2 separate regions of the Homo sapiens genome follow, and region 2 is linked to region 1. A link is a contact called in ENCODE Hi-C or POLR2A ChIA-PET data. All regions are on one chromosome and are shown on one strand. The core of a region is the stretch at or near the end of the contact, and the rest is flanking DNA. Distances in the headings are between cores, read along the strand shown.

Region 1 (2,555 bases), core at 39-2,538:
TTCACAGGACACTCCCAAAGATTGTTGAAAAAGACATTTTGAGTGTAGAAGTATCTGAGATACTGGTGCACTGTACTTGGTGTAGTGTATTATCCAGTGACCTTTGAATTTTCTGTGTCACTTAAAGAAAAGAGGTTCTTATTTTTACTTCAATCACTGTAAATGTCAGTGAGAGATAGCTCTGTGGTCACTGACTTTCAACAGTGGTAAGGTCAGGTAAGAACTTCACGAAGCCTTTTAGGAATTTGTCTGTAAAGGGCACTGTGTTGTCATGAAACATACGGACTGCTTTACTAAGGACCTGGGATGCTCACACAGAAGGCAACTCCATTTGTGGAGAAGGCTTATTTTGTCTGAATTGTTTAATGTCTTGTCTCAGACAGATGATGACTCAAAGTCAAATGTTCACCTTTAGGGGACCCAAAAGGATACAAAAGAGAATGCATAGTAATGATTGGCCTATAGGCGGTTGAGTGGCAAAGCTAGTTTAAAGAAGAAAAATCCTTCCTATCTTTTTTTGTAGTTCTGTAAGCATTATTTGAAGAAACTTGGATTTCCCTGTGTGCTTTAAAGTGAAGTGCATGTTGTGCAGTAAAGAAGCAGATCTAACCTCATTGTGGAACTTGCTTGCTGTGGTGAATCACAGAAGGAATGATGTGAAGGCAACATTTATATTTTCGTGCGTGAAAAATTCATATGAATCACAGACAGAAACTCAGAAGTGGCCATGTCACTCTGGTTTCTCTGTTAAGGAGCTGTGGTCCTAAGCTTGCTGCTGACAGGTAGCGAATTAGAAATACATCTTCAAATTACCAATTTTTCTGCTGCATCTGCTGCATTTTAGACTAGTAAAGGGAAGGAGCAGACCAATGATTATGCCCTTTCCTCTCTGTGGCACCCCTATTTAAGGAAAGGGGATTTGAGGTTGTTGTATGGGTCCTTAATGTGGGTTTAAAAATTTTTCATTCCACATTAGTGGTACTTGTCCAATTTTTTTTGATCAGCTAATGAAATATAATAACTGTTTGCATATTTTACTGCCTATTCGCCATAGTTACCTAAACTAGTGGCATTGCTAGAAAATGTTGAGAATTGTCACAATAAGAACCAGTACTCAGTCTTTGATAAAGTTCCCAAAGTATGCTTTGTAGGAGGGACTAATTGTCCATTGTGACATGAACCTGAATATTAGAGATAGTGTACTATAGTGAAAAAGTACTTTGGGTGAAAGACTGGATTCTTGCCTTGGCTTTCTTACTTGAGTATATGATTTAATATTTTTGACCGAGAGTTGCTATTATACCAGGGGACAATAACTTCCTCCTTTTTTCTTTTTGTTTCACATTTAAACAGGGTGGTTGTTAAGACCAGTGAGAGATAAATAAGCTAATGTAAATGTTGACACCTGCTACTTGAAAGTTAAGAATGATGTTAATTGTTAAATTTTTCTTAGATGTCTTTACTAGATTGAAATTTCCTTTAATTCTTAATTTGATGAGTTTTTTCCTTCATAAATGTGTATTGACATGTGTCAAATGCTTTTACTGCATCTTTTGAAATGATGATATGGTTTTTCTTCTTTATTCTGTTAATGGGGCATTCCCTGCCCTGTAGGAGTGATAGTTGAATAGAAAGAAAAACAAAGAAATGGTAATATCTGTTGTGATTGAGGGTTACAAAAGATGCAGTGGGAGTGTAGAGAGAGGAGTAATGAAATCAACCTGATAAAGTTAGGAAAACTTTCAGAGAAACTGGAACAAGATGGAGCTTTGGCATTTGTGATAGAGGGAGGGAGGGGAGTGGTATATCTTGGGCAGAGGACATGGCCATTGTAGTGGGAATATGGGGTACATAGTGGAGGGTACTACCTAGAGATGTGACTGTAGCGCGGGGCTGGGGTTGTGAAAGGAGCATTACATGCTGTGTTAAGGTTTCTGTCTTGTATGTGGTTATAGGAAGCCAAAAACCAAGCCAAAGAGTTTTGAGAAAGTGAGGAATGTGATGAGATTTTTGTGAAAGATCTCTCCTGCAGTATTATGGTGTGGGTGTTGATGAGTTGTTTTAACAACCTTACATTCCTGTGATAAACGTCACTTGGTCATGATGAATCATTTTTAAATATATTACTAGACTCCATTTGTTAGTGCAGTATTTTGTTAAAGATTTTTGCATACGTGCTCATGTTTTCTTTGTCACAATTTGATATGAGGTGTTATGCTTGCCTCAAAATCAGTTGTTAAATATTCGTCTATTTTTCTGGAAGTGTTCAATTGATGTTAGTTATTCCTTAAATGTTTGAGAGAATTTGCCATTTGAACCTGTGGTTTGGTTTGTGTGAATATTCGCATTTGATAACAAATTCAGTTAGTAGAGTTAGGGCTATTAGGATTTTTTAGTCTATAGTATGTCAATTTTGATAAGTTATATTTCTCATGGAATATGTCCATTTTGCCTAAGTTGTCAGATTTTTTTGGCATAAAGTTCATTGTATCGTTCATTTAATAATATATGTATGGTCTGTAGTGATTTTGTCTTTATTTATTTATTTTTTGAGA
Region 2 (2,555 bases), core at 20-2,519, 810 kb after region 1:
AATTGTGATAAATGTCCCACACTAATGTAAGATTTTTAAAATAGGGGAAACTAGGTATGTGGTGTATGTGAATTCTGCACTATCTTTGCAACATTTCTGCAAATCTAAAACTATTCTAAATTTTAAAAAAGAATTAAAGCCTGCTTTTTATTATCTGAACTTACAACTTGTATCTTACTTATTTGCATTTATAATTTTAATATTTGCTAGGGAAAAAACTATTCTATAAACAAAAAAGTTACTCTTTTATTCGAAACTTTAGCAAGAATTGATCACCATTTTGGGAAATATTTCCAACATAACATCATGTTTTTGAGTCATCAGTAAAATGCACCTGTTATGAATATGTATTTAAATTTGTAAAATTATAGCTCTTCATGAATCATAAATTCAGTCTTTATTTAAAATATCAAAGAGTGTCAACAATACTCTGATGTTTTCTTCTTCCATATGTAAGGGCAAGCACCTGACTACTCCATTGTCTTCTAGTCTATGTGGGCACTGACATACTAAAATGCACAATTTTATTGCAACCTGATTATATTTCTCCTTCATATTACCATAAAGGTATTGACTGATGTTTCTTCATGTCGTGCCAATAAGTAGGTTATATCATGTGAATGTCATTTCAGGATAGTGGATGTGATAGATATTATGTTACAATGTTATTATAAACAGGGTCAGCTAAGTCTAATATGATTGAGAACCACAATCTCAGACCTAAGCTCTGAGGGCAAGAAATGTTTCATTTCTTACAGTACTCTGCACCTAATATCTAATTCTCAATATCTAATTTGACTCTGGGTGCGGTTTCTGTTTACACCTACCCAGAAGCCCCTATTTGCTCCTCCATTCTGGCAGTCTCAATTCTGATTCACTGTCCACCCTCATGCAGCCAGCTTGGGTAAATACGATCCATCTAAGTCAGAGTGTTCCCACCCCCTTGGCCAGTGATTAGACAGGTAAGTGACCCAGTACTGGTTGAGATATGACGGGAATTTTGCTGAGGAGCTTAGGGAAAGGTTTTTCACTCCTTATCAAAGACACATGAGGAATAAAATGATATTTTCTTTCACTGGACATTTCTATTAGTCCGTTCTCATGCTGCTATAAGGACATGCCCGAGACTGGGTAATTTATAAAGGAATGAGGTTTAATTGACTCACAGTTCTGCAAGGGTGGGAAGGTTTCAGGAAACTTACAATAACGGCGGAAGGGGAAGCAAACACATCATTCTTCACAGGGTGGCAGGAAGGAGAAAGGGGAAGCCCCTTATCAAACCATCAGATCCCGTGAGAACTCACTATCACGAGAATAGCATGGGGGAAACCACACCCATGATTCAATTACCTCCCACTGGGTCCTTCCAATGACATGTGGGGATTATGGGAACTTCAATTCAAGGTGAGATTTGGGTGGGAACACAGCCAAATCCTATCAACATTGTTGGTCTACACATGATACCTAGAATCATGGTAGGCATCTTTGATCATATTATTGGTCCAGTGAGAAAAAATGCTAAAAATGACAGGATGGGAAAGATGGAAATAATCTGGGGTTCTTGTTATCTCTGAACCCTCTACCAACCCATTTTATTATTATTTTTGAGACGAAGTTTCGCTCTTGTTGCCCAGGCTGGAGTACAATGGCGTGATCTCAGCTCACCCCCCAGGTTCAAGTGATTATCCTGCCTCAGCCTCCCAAGCAGCTGGGATTACAAGTGCCCACCACCATGCCTGGCAAATTTTGTATTTTCAGTAGAGACAGGGTTTCATCTTGCTGGTCAGGCTGGTCTCAAACTCCTGACATCAAGTGATCCACCTGCCTCAGCCTCCCAAAGTGCTGGGATAACAGGCGTGAGCCACTGCGCCTGGTCAACCAATCCATTTTACAATCTCTTAAGTGCTGGCTTTTTTTCTTATTGCCAATAGCAAGCATCCTTACTAACACTCTTCATAATCAGTTGGATGGCTGAGGATTATTTATATATACTGTACTATGGACTGAATGTTTGTGTCCTGCGGCTCCCTTCCATACATATGTTTAAGCCTAATTTTCAGTGTGATGGTATTCGGAGGTGGGGCCTTTGGGAGGTAATGTCATGAGGGTAGAACCCTCATGAATGGAATTAGTGCCCTTTTAAGAGATGATTTATCTTGGATGTGTGAGAACACAGTGAGAAGGTGCCTGTCTACAAGTCAGGAAGTGGGTCCTCACCAGACACTGGATCTGCTGGTGCCTTGATCTTGGGACTTCCCAGCCTCCAGAACTGTGAGACATAAATGTTTGTTGTTTAAGCCACCCGGTCTATGGTATTTTTATTAAAATTGCCTCAACTAAGACACACTCTATGCAATCATGGTCAAAATACTGTGTGGGAAAGCCTCAAGTGATTCCCTTTCAGCCATCTGCTCTTCATTCAAACCACCTGTATTATAATCATTCTAGCCTTAGCTATGTAGGGCTCATAGGAGACTGACTTGTTTTACATTGACCATGATCATGGAAAATAAGAAAACTTACTTCTTGTGACCTACTTTGTACTTTCGTACAAC

Evidence for each region. A loop is a pair of places that touch in the nucleus more often than their neighbours do. ChIA-PET counts read pairs that join two places held with the same protein, here RNA polymerase II (POLR2A). Pooled maps may share reads with other maps.
Region 2: a pooled map shows a loop between it and region 1 (3-fold over the local background). The contact joins two enhancer-like sites. A Hi-C loop is called at or near these places in 5 of 50 pooled maps. POLR2A ChIA-PET finds 5 or more read pairs at or near these places in 2 of 52 experiments (OCI-LY7 and activated T-cell).

What each region holds. Positions count from the first base shown.
Region 1 is chr6:37,866,628-37,869,182 of GRCh38, forward strand. The region is part of intron 1 of ZFAND3 (zinc finger AN1-type containing 3); the gene reads left to right. Among named protein-coding and RNA genes, the nearest start is that of ZFAND3, 48 kb to the left of the region's middle. RefSeq lists silencers at 432-632, 1,576-1,645. Within about 2 kb of position 1,289, at least 4 of the 41 ENCODE cell types and tissues checked have a DNase peak (open chromatin) inside an H3K27ac peak, as active enhancers do.
Region 2 is chr6:38,672,667-38,675,221 of GRCh38, forward strand. No RefSeq gene overlaps it. Among named protein-coding and RNA genes, the nearest start is that of GLO1, 29 kb to the right of the region's middle. Within about 2 kb of position 1,270, at least 2 of the 41 ENCODE cell types and tissues checked have a DNase peak (open chromatin) inside an H3K27ac peak, as active enhancers do.